Linked DNA regions of Homo sapiens: region 1 is linked to region 2. Evidence: read pairs that join two places in POLR2A ChIA-PET (ENCODE). Cell type or tissue: Panc1. All regions are shown on one strand. Each heading gives the region's core, and the rest is flanking DNA. Links, peaks and the distances in the headings are about the cores only.

What was found. Peaks named below come from ENCODE experiments on the same cell type or tissue, not always from the same donor. Only the 100,000 strongest peaks of a DNase experiment are listed, where the experiment ranks them.
Region 1: POLR2A ChIA-PET joins it to region 2 with 7 read pairs; 2 of 35 experiments call an interaction of 5 or more read pairs at or near these places.

The regions. Positions count from the first base shown.
Region 1 is chr4:122,861,440-122,869,612 of GRCh38, reverse strand. All of the region lies in intron 1 of FGF2 (fibroblast growth factor 2), which reads right to left. Among named protein-coding and RNA genes, the nearest start is that of FGF2, 39 kb to the right of the region's middle. In Panc1, for the core only: no CTCF peak of the experiment used is centred there; no DNase peak of the experiment used is centred there.
Region 2 is chr4:123,104,106-123,112,278 of GRCh38, reverse strand. The region is part of intron 14 of AFG2A (AAA ATPase AFG2A); the gene reads right to left. Among named protein-coding and RNA genes, the nearest start is that of AFG2A, 190 kb to the right of the region's middle. In Panc1, for the core only: no CTCF peak of the experiment used is centred there; no DNase peak of the experiment used is centred there; H3K27ac peaks cover 2,619 bases.

The sequences.
Region 1 (8,173 bases), core at 1,632-6,631, 240 kb after region 2:
ACTCCCGTTCACAATCGTTACAAAGAGAATAAAATACCTAGGAATACAGCTAACAAGGGATGTGAAGGACCTCTTCAAGGAGAACTACAAACCACTGCTCAAGGAAATAAGAGAGAATGCAAACAAATGGAAAAATATTCCATCCTCAAGGATAGGAAGAATCACTATCGTGAAAATGGACATACTGCCCAAAGTAATTTATAGATTCAATGCTATTCCCATCAAACTACCATTGACATTCTTTACAGAATTAGAAAAAACTATTTTAAATTTCATATGGAATGAAAGAAGACCCCGTATAGCCAAGACAATCCTAAGCAAAAAGAACAAAGCTAGAGACATCACACTACCTGACTTCAAACTATACTACAAGGCTGCAGTAACCAAAACAACATGGTACTGGTACCAAAACAGATATATAGACCAATGGAGCAGAGCAGAGACCTCAACAAAAGCAATTGCAACAAAAGCCAAAACTGACAAATGGGATCTAATTAAACTAAAGAGTTTCTGCACAGCAAAATAAACTATCAGCAGAGTGAATAGGCAATCTACAGAATAGGAGAAAATTTCTGCAATCTACCCATCTAACAAAGGTCTAATATCCAGAATTTATAAGGAACTTAAACAAATTTACAAGAAAAAAACAACCTCATCAAAAAGTGGGCAAAGGATATGAACAGACACTTCTCAAAAGACAACATTTACATGGCCAACAAACATAAGGAAAAAAGCTCAACATCACTGATCATCAGAGAAATGCAAATCAAAACCACAATGAGATACCATCTCACACCAGTCAGAATGGTGGTTATTAAAAAGTCAGGAAACAACAGATACTGGCAAGGCTGTGGAGAAATAGAAACACTTTAACACCGTTGGTGGGAATGTAAATTAGTTCAACCATTGTTGAAGACAGTGCGGCAATTCAAGGATCTAGAACCAGAAATACCATTTGACCCAGCAATCTCATTACTGGGTATATACCCAAAGGAATATACATCATTCTACTATAAAGACACATGCACATGTGTGTTTATTGCAGCACTATTCACAATAGCAAAGACATGGAACCAACCCAAATGCCCATCAATGATAGACTGGATCAAGAAAATGTGGTACACACACACCGTGGAATATTATGCAGCCATAAAAAGGAATGAGATCATGTCTTTTGCAGGGACATGGATGAAGCTAGAAGCCATCACCCTCAGCAAACTAACACAGGAAAAGAAAACCAAATACCGCATGTTCTCTCTCGTAAGTGGGAGTTGAACAATAAGAACACATGGACACAGAGTGGGGAACAACACACACCAGGGCCTGTTGTGGGGTGGGGAGTGAAAGGAGGGAACTTAGAGGATGGGTCAATGGGTGCAGCAAACCAGCATGGCACACGTATACCTATGTGCACGTTCTGCATATGTATCCCATTTTTTTAGAAGAAATTTTAAAAAAAGAAAAATAGCAAAATGTCAGATTTAAACTAACCATATCAATAATAACACTGAATATAAATGTCCAACACACCACTAAAAGGAAACAATTGTCAACAAGATGAAAAAACAAAACCTAACTATGTTGTTTACAAGAAAAGCACCTTAATTTACTAGGCAAGTTAATAGTAAAACTGTGGAAAAAATGGGTAAAATGCAGACCTTCAGTATAAGAAAGCTGATCTGGCTATATTAATATCTGACAATATAGCTTTGAAGGCAAGTAGTATAACCAGAAATAAACAGGGTCACCATAATCATCTTAAATGTTTAGCAGCTAATAATAGAACTCTAAAATATCTGAAGCAAAAACTGACAAGAGAATAAATCATTAAGAATATGGAAGGTGTGAACAGCATTACCAATCGTGATTTAAATGATACTGTTGTTTAAATCAGGTAAGTTTCATTTACCTAAGACTTCATCCTCCTAATATAGTCATTTGAAAACTATGTTCCAAAACATTAATTGTGGCTGAGCACAGTGGCTCACACCTGTAATTCCAGCACTCTGGGAGGCCTTGGCAGGCAGATCACTTGAGCCCAGGGTTTGAGACCAGCCTGGGCAACAAAGTGAAATCCTGTCTCTAAAAAATTAAAAAAATATATATTTTTAACAGAAAAAAATTAACTGCCAGCTTGGGAAGCCATCTATGGCAATTTGCCTACTGGTCTTGAATTGTTCAAATCAATTAACTCCATCTGAGAAATTCCTTTTCCAAAGACACCATAATACTAAGTAATATCGAAGGCACTTATTCTGAACTGTTGGTACCCATGGTTCCTTTGTTTGTTTTACCTGTTATAGCCTTATTGAGGTATAATTCACATGCCATGCAATTCACTCATTTAAAACATGCATACAGTTCAATGTGCTTTACTATAATCACAGCATTGGGCAACCATCACAATCAATTATAGAACATTTTCGTCACCCTACATTCTTTAGCAGTCATTTTACACGTCCCTAATACCACTCATCCCAACCCTGGGCAACCTGTCTGTATAGATTTGTCTATTCTGGACATTTCATATAAACAAAATGTGACTGCCTCTTTCACTCAGAATAATGTTTTCAAGGTTTATGCATGTTGTAGCATGTATCAGTACTTCATTACTTTTTATCACCAAATAATAGTCCATTGTATAGCTAGACTTTGATTCATTCATTCAGCAGCTGATGGATATTTGGACTGTTTTTACTTTTTGGCTACGTAAATAACGTTGCTATGAACATTCGTAGACAAGATTTTGTGTAGACATGTTTTCTTTTGGGGGGAGTATATACCTAGGAGTCAAATTACTGGGTCATATGGTAACTCTATGTTTAATCATTTGTGGAACTGTCAGACTGTTTTCCAATGCAACTTTACATTCTCATCACAATATATGAGAGTTCCAATTATTCCACATCCAGGCCAACACTTGTTATGGTCTGTTTTTGTTTCTCAATTATAGGCATCCTAGTTGAGTGTGAAGTAATATCTCACTGTGGTTTTGATTTGCATTTCTTCGATGGGTAATAATGTTGAGCATCTTTTCATGTGCTTATTGGCTATTTGGTTACCTTCTTTGAAGAACTGTCTACTTAGATCTTTGATTCATTTTTAGATTGTCTTTTTATTATTGAGTTGAAAGAGTTCATTATATGTTCTAGACACAAATCCCGTTCAGACATATGATGTGAGAATATTTTCTCCCATCCTGTGGGGTATCTTTTCACTTACTTTTATTTATTTTTTTTTTTTTTGAGACGGAGTCTCGCTCTTTCACCCAGGCGGGAGTGCAGTGGCGCAATCTCGGCTCACTGCAAGCTCCGCCTCCTGGGTTCACGCCATTCTCCTGCCTCAGCCTCCCGAGTAGTTGGGACTACAGGCGCCCGCCACCACGCCCGGCTAATTTTTTGTATTTTTAGTAGAGTCGGGGTTTCATGTGTTAGCCAGGATGGTCTCGATCTCCTGACCTCGTGATCCGCCCGCCTCGGCCTCCCAAAGTGCTGGGATTACAGGCATGAGCCACCGCGCCCGGCCTCTTTTCACTTTCTTGATGTTGTCCTTTGAAGCATAAACACTTTAAATTTTCATGAAGTCCAATTTATCAATGTTCTTCTTTTGTTGCTTGTACTTTTGGTGTCATATCTAAAAAATCACTGCCTAATCTAGGGTCATGAAGGTTTACACCTATGCATTCCTCCAAGTTTTAGTTTTACCCCTTCTATTTAGGTTTTAATACATTTTGAGTTAATTTTTGTATGTGGTATGTGGCACAACTTCATTCTTTTGCATGCAGATATGCCCAAAATGACACTTAAAGATCACTACACCCAACATCTGCAGAATCTACATTCTTTTCAAGGGCACATAGAACGTTCCCAAGAATAAATTATATGCTTGACCATAAAACAAGCCTCAATACATTTGAAATGACTGAAATCATATGATGTATTAAAGTAGAAATGTTAGCAATATGATATCTGGAAAATCCCCAAATATTTGGAAATTAGGCAATGCATTTCCAAATAAAACACAGAGAAGGCCAGGCGTGGTGGTTCATGCCTATAATCTCAGTACTTTGGGAGATGGGTGGATTGCTTGAGATCAGGAGTTCGAGGCCAGCCTGGCCAACATGGCAAAACCCCACTCTACAAAAAATAAAAAAAATTAGCCAGGCATGGTGGCATGCGCCTGTAATCCCAGCTACCTAGAAGGCTGAGGCACAAGAATTGCTTGGGCCTGGGAGGCGGAGGTTGCAGTCAGCCGAGATAGCACGAATGCACTCCAGCCTGGATGACAGAGAAGACCCTGTCTCAACAACAACAACAAAACAAACAAACAAACAAAAAAAAACAGAGAAAATAAATCACAAAGAAATTTAGAAAATATTTCTAGTTTTATGATAATGAAAACTCAGCATGTTTAATGGGAAAGTTACAGCTTTAAATATTTGTATTAGATAAACAAAACATAAAAATCTAAGCTTCTACATTATGATCTAGAAAAATAAGAGCAAATTAAACCCAAAGTAATAGCACAGGGAATATTTAATATGTAAAAACTGTACATTTGAATATGTACAGATTAGTAGGAAACAATCCCAAAGGGTTACCAATTATTTGGGGATAATGAGATAAAAATGATATTTTACTTCCACATGCATTGTGATATTTAAATTTTTTTCTCAGTTGTGCATGTTACCTTTATAATAAGCATGTAACAATGTTTGCATTGTTAAAACTTTAAAACAATCTAGAATAAAATACCAACTGTGTGTCATATTAAACACAACTGAAAATAAGCACATTCATGAGTGAGTTCAAGGAGGGAGAGAGAATTTCTCAATTAAAAAGGGAGTTAACTTTGTTACATCCATATGTAACAATGTTAGCATTGTTAAAACTTTAAAGCAATCTAGAATAAAAATACCAACTGTGCATCATATTAAACATGACTGAAAATACGCACATTCATGAGTTCAAGGAAAAAGAGAGAATTTCTCAATTATAAAGGGAGTTTGGAGACGTATCACCCAAAAGGGATATGTGAACCTTGTTCAACTTCTGATGGAGAATAAACCAACTGTAAAGAAAATATGAGACCATCAGGAAAATTTTAACACTAGCTGGATATTTTATGCCTTCAGGTAATTTTATACCACTCACAGTAATTTTATACCATACCTGTCTGTCCCCCACCAACTGACGGTGAGCTTTTTGAGGGTAGGGAACTATACCTTATCCATTTCTGTATCCCTAGCAGTGGCACACTGCCCGACACACAACAGAATCGAGTGAATGTCTGTTGGATCAAAGTACCTCAGGGAAAAGAGTGACAGGTAAGATGGTGAACAAGATATTGTGAAAAAATATCCCAGTATTAAGTCCCTCACAATGCTAAAGCATGAAAAAAATGAAAGGTTTACAGAGGCCAAAATTAGGAAAAAGAAAAGCAGAGATTCAGAAAGAAAATCAAAAGATGCAGTGTGATTTTTTTTTAATGTATCAACTTGGCTAGGCTGCAGTCCCCAGTAATTCAATGAAACACTAATCTATGTGTTGCTGTGAAGGTACTTTGTAAATGTGATTAAAGTCCATAATCAATTGACTTCCAGTAAAGAAGATTATTCTTGAAAATGTTGCAGGCCTGTTTCAACAATTGACTTCGAGTAAAGAACATTATTCTTGAAAATGTTGCAGGCCTGTTTCAATCAGTTGAAAGGCCTTATGAGCAGAGCTGAAGCTTCCCAGCAGAAATTCTGCCTGTGGACAGCCACTTCAGCCTATGCCAGAGAATTCTAGCCTGCCAGTTCTGCCAGCCTGCCTATGGATCTCAGACTTGCCTCACCAGCCCCCACTATGGTGTAAGCCAACTCCTTCCAATACATCTCTAAACATATATATTTTTAGAAAAAGAAAGAATTGCAGCCATGTGATTGGTGTCATACTGGAGTTTTTTACAGGTGCTAGGAGACTACAGAATAGGACATATCCATTATTAAATGAAAAGGCTGGGAATATTTCTAGGAGGGGTGAGTTTTGAGCTAAGTTTTGGAGTATAGATAGAAGATAACCACATGAGCAAGGTATTGGCAAGGGAGAGACAAAAGAGAATGATATTCTGGGTAGAATGTCATTCCAGGACTGAGGCATGAAACAGCCATGCCTGTTCTAAACACTTAAGTCCTACACACCTAGAGCAATCAAGAAAACCCAGGCTGAGAAACTCTATAGATCAAACAATCCAATTTCTTTAGCAAGTAATTGCAAGGGAGAAAAAAGGATGGAAGGAAGACATGACATGAAAACAGCTAAAAATTCATATATTTTCAAAGGCCAAACTAAAGTAGACTATTTTAGAATACCTATTTCTATGACAAAAACTATTAAGAAAAATAAAGAAGTGACTGAAATAAGTCTACACTTTCATTGGGGAAGACAGTCTGTGATAGAGACAGGGCATAGAACGCTTCTGAGGTGGCTGGCAAAGTTCTGTTTTATGACCTGAGCAACAGTTATAAGAATGTTCACATAGGAATAATTCCCTAAAGTACAAATTTTTAAACGTGATTTTCTGTGTTTGTATTTTACATTTTTATAAATTTTTTAAAAGGCTGTGCTAAGAGACCTTTCTAAATTGGACTTTAGACACTGACTTAACCCAGCTCATTTTAACAAGCCGGAGATGACTCCCTAGAGTCAGTTTTTGGATGCATGGAAGTCAACAATTTTGATAAACATAGACTTCTGGTAACTTTCTAATGTTGATATTAAATCCACTAAGACCTAAACTTAGACAAATAAATAGTATGTTATCCAAGCTTTAAATTCAATTTTTTAAAATATTGTAACATAAAAGCAAAAGCTCTAAACTACAAAATTGAAGCATCTCATCATAAAGCAAAATCTTAGTGGTCACTTAGCCTTATCATTACACAATTATATCTTAAATCACATCTACAATATCCATGACAAACAACTGTCCAACTTTGACTTGAAAATCTTCAGCAAAGGAGAATTGACACAATCTTTCTAAAATGATTTAGATATGTCAGCAAAGGAATAGAAACTCTGATCACCATAAGTAAATCACTTAAATGTTCAAGTGTTCAGATCATTGGCACTCAACACATTAGTTAAACAGTAGGACCAAAAAGCCAAATTATTATTTCAACATTACCACCATTGCTTAAAATATTTTGGAACTCCTATTTTGGAATATCTTCCACAATCCACATCATTTTCTTTTGTATATGCCCCAGGATGATGAATCTTAGAATCATACAATACCAATTTATCAGCAGTGTAAGGGATCATCCAGTACACCTTCCCTATTTAGAAATAAGGAAGCTGATATTTAGAGAGATCTGTCCCTGGTGAAAGAATATGGTTTTTGGAAACAGACAAGTCAGTGTTTCCATAAATGGTGAATACATTTACTCATTAATTCAATTAACATTTATGGGTAACAGCTATGTGCCAGGTACTGTGCTAAGCAATAGGAAGCCCAAAGGAAAATATAACATTGGTCTTTAGCCTTAAGGAACATACAGCATGGTTGAGGCGATGAGGACTGGTACACGGATAACTAAAGCTCAATACTGTAAGTGCCATGAGAAAAATATACACAGGCTACTTTGAGAGCACTCAGAGAATACATCTAACCCAGCCTGAACAGAGAGGTTTCCTGGAAGCAGTGACAAATGATTGGAGACTGAAAGAATTAGCAATAGTAAGGAAAAGAAAGAACGGGAACAAAAAGAAAGCATCTTATATAACTTCCAAAGGAGAAAGGGAGAGAAAGCCTAGCACATCTAAGGAACTTCCAGCAATTAGGTAGCATGGAGTGTAGGGGTATGTATGTGTGTGTTGTGGAAGGGGGTATGGGGGACTAAATGAGGCTGGAGATACCAGAGGCTCTGAATACTATGTTAAGGAGTTTGGTAGTGTGTAATAGCATGAAAGAATGAGAGCTTTTAATGAAACAGTGGGGACAAAGGACAGAATCCAAGGAAGCACCAACTGTGGGAGTGGACAGAAGGTAACAAATACGGGAGACATGAAGGAAGCAGGATTCACAGGGGCTATGAGGAGAAGGAAGGGAGGGAGGTAAAAAGAGGGCAAAAAGGAAGGAGAGAAGAAGGGAGGAAAGAATAAAGCAAATAGTTCAGAAATAGGTCCCAGGT
Region 2 (8,173 bases), core at 1,133-6,132:
TGAGGACACTATAACTTCTTTTTGACAATTATAGAAAGGAGCAACACCAATATTAAGCTATCTTTTAATTTAACATTTCCAAAATCAAGGAAGAGTAGTTTCCACTCAAAGGGAGACTCTAAAAGATTTTGGAGTCCAGAGTTCTGAATGTATGCATTCATTCAGTCAGCCAGCCATTCATTCACTCAATAGATAATAATTTAAAGCAATTTTATTATTAATAGTGTTCATAAAGTTCTTCTAAAATAGTAAGTATAGCTGGGTGCGGTGGCTCACACCTGTAATCCCAGCACTTTGGGAGGCTGAGGCAGGCGGATCACCTGAGGTCAGGAGTTCAAGACCAGCCTGGCCAACATGGTGAAACCCTGTCTTCACAAAAATACAAAAATTGGCACATGCCTGTAATCCCAGCTACTCAGAAGGCTGAGGCAGAAGAATGACTTGAACCCAGAAGGCAGAAGTTGCAATGAGCAGAGATCATGCCATTGCACCCCATCCTGGGCGACAGGGTGAGTCTCTGTCTCAAAATAATAATAATAATAATAAGAAGAAGAAGAAGAAGAAGAAGAAGTATAATACAAAACTAATACTTGTATAATATTAAAGTATGAATGAAACATCTTCACTATATTACCATAACTGACCTTTTACTCTTTCCTGGCTATCTATATTTGATCTACTATTAAAGGGAAAAAAATAAATTCATGATAAGACATAGAAAGGGAGGCATTTGATGAAGTGACAAAACTTAAGTATAATACAAAACTTGAATCTCTCAATTTTTCCAAACAAGCTCTTTTTCATAGGCTACCATAAGACTTTAATATACAAACTTTATCAGAAATGCCAATATCTTCATTGCTCTGTGGTTTCTGTCTTTCATCAAAGAAAGGCTTAATGAATCATGTTCATCATTCTATTAAATGTAAAATACGAGGGGTGTCCAAAAATATATGGGTCTATGCTACTCAGAAAATATAAAACTCTATGCTAAGTCAGAATACAAGTGTTCATAGGTCTCATATGCTCAAACCAATTTGTACAATCAATTTTCACAGCTATATAAGGCCAAATACATGTTATGAAGATGTGAAAGGTAAAATGAAAAAAAAATACAGGTTGGCTTAAAATTAGAAGCAATGGCTTCAACTTCAAAATGAAAACAGGTAGGCATTTATTACTCCACGGAATCAGCAAGCCATCTCCTTTTGTGTAACATTCTTCTCAGGTTATTCAGAAGCATACTATGTTATGAAAATTTAAATTTTAAATGTCTAGAGTATAAGTTTTCTAACACATAAAATTTTTAAATAAAGTATGGATAAAAAGTATAGTCATCTGATGACACATCATGACAATACTGGAGAAAAATGACATGCTACGGGATAAAGAATAAGGTATCTGGGGAGACAGAAAGTCCTGCCTTACAATACTGCCTTCATTACTTACTAGTTCCTGAATCATGGCAAGCTATTTAATCTCTTTGAGCAGTAATTTTCTCATCTTCAAAATGTAAACAGAGGTACTACTTTGCAGGGTTGTCAGGAGAGTTACAGATTATGTACATAAAGCACGGTGTGCTGTGCCTGGTATAGTGCATGTGCTCAAATAAAAGTGGTAATAATTGTTATTATCTTAGAGTAATATTTCTGGGTTTTTCTGATTTCCCTTTATGTATTCAATTTTGTATTTTATTTTTTACTTCAAATATAATACCTAACAAAATAAACTTGTAATAAAATGCATAAAAGCAAATATTAATTTTCTGTAGATATACCTATAAAATTCAGTATATACATGATAGTTTTGCTTGGATTACATTTTTACTTCTTTGTTTTCCATGAAGAAAATCCTTGCTGCTTACGAGAACATTTGGCTTTTCTCACTGTCTGCCAGAATACAGGTTTAGGTCACAAATGTGAATGTGAAATATCAACTCATGGAAACTTGGCTGCAGAATACTGTTCTCCTTACCAATTTTGCAACTATGTAAGCAGGGCAATCAACTATCACCAAAACACAGTCATGAATATAACTGGAAGGAAGAGAACTTTTATGAGAAATTATTCTTAATTACTTAATGGTGATTAAACTCTCAGCATTACTTCCTCAAGGCCATCAGAGTAGTTAACATGAGCTTTAATCTTAGTGTTCGTTTTGCTATTCAGTAAATATATTACTGAACTACCTTCTACTAAACACATATCACCCCCAAGAAAAAACTACATGTAGCTAAAGTGAGAAGTTAAAAACAGAAAATACTAACTTTCTCAATGAAGAACAGAGAAAACAAATTAAAAGATATACAATTTAGCTCAGCAAATTATTTGCATTTTGAATTAGCAAAATATAGCCAGCAAGTGAAAAGCTGATGCTTTCTAAATTGATTAATATAGTTAATAAGAAGGCAGGTTTATTTCATACTAACTGCTACTATGTGTTCCAGGTACCTGAATATACCAGTAAATACGACAAAAATCCTTGCTCAAAATAGACAAAAATGCTTCCCTTGCATTAGAGCAATGGGAGACAGACAATAATAAATACTGTGTATAAGTAAACTATGTGGTAATAATATTCACTACACTACACTAATAAGCACTCAGAAAAAAACAGCTGAGTAGCATAAAAGGAGGTATGGAGAATCAGAGTGAGAAAATGGGTTGGAGCACCTACAGTGTCAGATGATTGATATAATCTTTTCCTATGAGGCTCAATATTATTATTGCTTCAGATAAGAGAGATCTATCATATGAGTATTTCTTAGTTCTAACAATTACTAATACCTTTCTATAAGCCATATTATAATTAGTAATAAAGGGCCAGATGGTACACATTTTCAGCTTGTCAGCCATACCGTCTATATAGCACTATTCAACTCTCCCATTGCAGTGTGAAAGCACTCACAAGAGAAAAAAAATGAATGTGGCTGTGTTCCAATAAAACTTTATTTCTAAACACAGGCATAGAGCACAGTAGTTTTCCAATCTTGGCTTAGTTTAGCTAAATGCCTTAATTCTAATGTTAAATTTTCCTGGGAGTATAGAGATAAACTTATCATCTATTTCCTAGTGTTTAACTTCAATTCTAATTGTCTAACAAGCAAAGATAAAACATAAATACAACAACCGACACACATATACCACTTCAACCTCCCTCTACCCTCCTCCATCTTCCCTCTTTCTCTTTTTCCCCTCTGTCTTTACCCAAATCACTTAGTAATATAATGCAATCATCAAAGACTGAATTCTGGTTTATAAATGCAGTAGCAAAAGGACATCAAATTATTAAATACACAATTCAAAGACATTAAGTCTGATACAGAATTTAAGAATAAACCTTATAAAGTTGTTAAACTCAAAATGTCAGGCCTCTACTAGCCTCTAAAAAAACACACATATTTAAAAAAAAATGCGTTAAGCCCCAAACTATAGAATTAAAGAGGCTGAACTCTTAGAAATTCCCAAAATATCCTAAACATTCATAAAAATATAATTTTGCTCACCTTCTCCAACATTAGCATTCTATTTTCTTCAACTTTCTACTTAGATAGAATATACTATACTTTTATAAAATCCTATGACAAATATTCTTTTTTGTACTCTAATACAAAAAAAAAAGTTCCGGAATCAAGATTTCCAAAAGGCACTCGTTTTACAACTGGCTTATCATTGTCTTTTTCATAACAAAACATACCTCTGACTAAGTCTGTCATCAAATATCTTGATGTAAACAGAAACAACATGTAACTTTTAGGCCATAAATTGTACTGGCATAACAAAAAGGTAAACATTATTACTTGGTATGAAACATAATTATTGATACAAGGCACTGGTCTGGTTTACCTGCACTGTCCCTTCTAGGAGACAGGAGTATAATCTAGCTTTTTTTTTTAAGTACATTTTCATAATTTTAGTTATATTTATGAAAATTAGATTAGAAACTGTCAATACACACATAACTGATTTTTGTTGCTGAATAAATTCTCTAAAAGATTTACATGTAAAATATCTAGTTAGCCAAATTTTTATTAAGAAATCAAATTCTCTAAGAATCTCTCCAGCACTAAAATTCTACTTATTTCTGACCCGAAACTTGGGAGTAATGATGGCAGCAGCGGCCCGTCTGGAGCGCGGCTGTGAGGACGCCCGCTGCACTGGGTAGGTGCGGCTAGAGTTGCAAGCTCTGCCAAGCCGTCAAGGCTGCGAACGGGCAGGAGCCCTGGCCCCTACTGAGTTGGGAGGGCGGGGCTCACTGCAGTTGTCCAGCCGTGACTCTGCACCCAGGCATCCTTGTGTTCTTGGGGGCCTGGGAAGCCCTCCTGCCCCTGCAGGCTCAGAAGTGACTGCTCCTGCTCCCTGGCCACTCCGATTGTGGCGCAGGCTCTGGGCAGAGCAAAGTTGTGGCCAAGCCTGGGTGCTGTCACAACTCAACTGGGTGTGCCTGTGCTCAGGGAGACACTGAGATGCCAGCCCCCAGCCACCTTGAACCCCTCTGGACTTTGGGCACTGGTGAGCATGGGAGGGAGGCTGAGGAGGGCTGAGGGTGGTTTGCCATAGGGCTTCAGGCACTCCTTGGCACAAACAGCCTGGGGGCCATGGATGGCACATTCCTGGTGACAGAAGGCAGACAGGCTCCTGGGTGCAAAGGGGTGGGTCCCTGGTGAAACCCCACCTTCAAGACATGGACAGCCTGAAGCCTGGGGGCTGGGCTGCCAGTTCCATGTGGAGACCTCGGCCCAGAGTGAGAACTTAGGGTGCTTTCACTGGGCCTGCCCATGGCCACCCATGGACCAATCAGCATGCACTCTGTCCCTTCTGAGCCCATAAAATCCCCTGGACTCAGCCAGACTTGGAGAGACTTCAGGACTACTAGCTGCAGAAAGGAGCTACCTATGTTGGGTCTCCTGAGAGCTGTTCTGTTGTTCAATTAAAGTCCTTTCCACCTTGCTCACCCTCCAGTTGTCCACATACCTCACTGGTCCTGGACACGGGACAAGAACTCAGGACCCACCAAATGGAGGGACTGAAAGAGCAGTAACACAAACAAAGCTGAAAAACACCCCCAACCCTGACTTGCCACATTGAGGGTGATGAGAAGGAGAAGAGTTGCAGCCCTCTGGGGAGCCCAGACCTAGGGGCTCCCTGAGGCAGGGCTGTGACACCCTCTTTGGGGCTCTGGTTCCTGGCTTCTCCAAGCTTCTGGGCACCACTGTGTTCCCCTCGTCCAGTCACGGGTGCACAGAGTGGAAGATGTGTGCAGTACATCTGGTCCAGCCACAGCCTTGCATGGAGCCAGCACCTGTTATCAGTGTGTGGAGCTGCCCACCCCATGCAGCAGCTTGTGTGCCTGACTGTGCATAGTGGCAGGAACCTGGGCTCACTTGCCCACACAACCCTCACCGCTCCACGCCTCGCTCGCCCTTGGCAGGTGTGGGATTAAGGCCAGTAGCACGAGCAGAGTGCAGCCTGCTGGGCTGAGTGGGCAGAACAAGCTCAGTGGGTGCGAGCAGTACTCAGGCAGAAGGAGCCACTGGCCATGGAGGTTTCCAGCTGGTGAAGCAACACTCCAAGTCCCCTTCTTTGCTGAGGTAGTTCTGAGCCCACTGAGGCAATAACAATGCAGGTCTGTGTAAATGGGTTGTAAAAGATAGTCAAAGGTTGGTAAAAGAGCGGAGAAGCAGGAGGCCTTACCTCCAAGTGAAAAGAAACTGTTGCTGAAGTATAAAGCTGACATTTTCCTTTGTGTTCCGAATTAAACAATTTTTTTTAGGGTGGTTTGGGTATACCCCACATATTGTAAAATTCAATCTCTTTACTTTTACAGCTAGAAGGGTTCTGACAAATACAGGCATACCTCCAAGATACTGCAGGTTCAGTTCCAGACCACTACAATAAAGCTAATATTGCAATAAAGCTAATATCACAATAAAGCAAGTGACAAGAATTTCTAATTTACCAATATATATAAAAGCTATGTTTACAGTATATGATAGTCTACTAAGTATGCAATACCAATATGTATGGGGGAAAAATATATATACCTTAATTTAAAAATCCTTTATTGCTAAAAATGCAAATGATTATCTAAGCCTTCAGCAAGTTATAATCTTTTTGCTGGTGGAAAGTCTTGCCTTGATGTTGATGACAGCTAACTGATCAGGGTGGTAGTTGCTGCAGGCTGGGGTGGCTGTGGCAATTTCTAAAAAAAAAGACAACAATAAAGTATGCCACATCGACTGACTCTTCCTTTCATGAAAGATATCTTTGTAGCATGTAATGCTATTTGATAGGGTAAACCACAGTAGAACTTCTTTTAAAGATGGAGTCAATCCTCTCAAACCCTGCTGTTTTAACAACTAAACTTACACGATATACTAAATCCTCAGTTACCATTTCAACAATATTCACAGCATCTTCACCAGTAGATTCCATCTCAAGAAATCACTTTATTTGCTCAGCCATAAGAAATAACTCCTCATCCATTCTAATTTGTTCATGAGATTGCAGCAATTCAGTCCCAACTTCACACTCCACTTCTAATTCTAGCTCTTTTGCTGTATCTACCTTATCTGTAGTTACTTCCTCCACTGATGTCTTGAAGCCCTCAAAATTATCCCTGAGGGCTGGAATCAACTTCTTCTAGACTCCTGTTAAAGTTGACGTATTTTCACCTCCTCCCATAAATCATGAATGATCTTCATGGCATCTAGAATGGTGACTCCTTTCAAGGAGGTTTACTTTGCCCATATCTACTATTACAGCAGCAATAGCCTTAAGAAACGTATTTCTTATATCATAAGACTTGAAAGTCAATATTACTCCTTCATCCATAGGCTGCAGAATAGATACTGTTTTAGCAGACACAAAAACATTAATTCTCCTTGTGCATTTCCATCAGAGCCTTGAGTAACCATGTGCATTGTCAATGAACAGTAACATCTCAAAAGGAATCTTTTTTTTTCCTCAGCAATAGGTATCGACAGTGAGCTTCAAATATTGAGAAAACTGTGCCGTAAACAGATGTGCTGTCAACCAGGCTTTGTTTTTCCATTGATCGAGCACAGGCAGAGTAGACTTAACATAACTGTTCAGAACCCTAGGATTTTCAGAATGGTAAATGAGCACTGGCTTCCACGTAGTCACCAGCTGCATTAGCCCCTAACAACAGAGTCACCCTATCCTTTGAAGCGTGAAGCCAGGCATTAATTTCTCTTCTCTAGCTATGAAAGTCCTAGATTACCATCTTCTTCTAATATAAGGCTGTTTTTGCTACATTAAAAATCTGTTGTTTAGTTAACCACCTTCATTAATTATCTTAGCTAGATTTTCTGTATAACTGGCTACGGCTTCTACATCAGCACTTGCTGCTTCACTTTACATTTTTATGTTATGCAGATAGCTTCTTTCCTTAAACTTAATGACCCAAGTTCTGCTAGCTGCCAACTTTTCTTCTGCAGCTTCCTGACCTTTCTCCGCCTTCACAGAATTGAAGAGCATTAGGGCTTTGCTCTGGATTAGGCTTTGGCTTAAGAGAATGCTGTAGTTGGTTTGATCTTCTATCCAGATCACTAAAACTTTCTCCATATCAGTAATAAGGCTGTTTTGCTTTCTTATCATTCATGTGTTCACTGAAGTAGCACTTTTAATTTCCTTCAAGAACTTTTCCTTAGCATTTACAACTTGGCTAAACATTTGGTGAAAGAGGCCTAGCTTTTGGCCTCTCTCAGCTTTTGACATGCCATTCTCATGAAACTTAATCATTTCTAGCATTTGATTAATGTGACAGATGTGAGACTCTACCTTTAATCTGAACATCTGGAAATCATTGTAGGGTTATTCTTTGGCATAATTTCAGTACTGTTGTGTCTCAGGGAGTAGGGAGGCCCAAAGAGAGGAAAAGAGACAGAAAAATGGCTGGCTGTTGGAGCAACCAGAACACAAAACGTTTATTTATTAGGTTTGCTGTCTTACATGGGTGTGGTTTATGGTGTCCTAAAACAATTACAATAATAATGTTAAATATCACTGATCTCAGATCAAGATAACATAATAATAATAATGAGGAAGATTGAAATATTACAAAAATCACCAAAATGTGAAGTGAGAATATGCTGTTGGAAAAATGGCACCAATGGACTTGCAGGGTTACCACAAATACTCAATTTATAAAA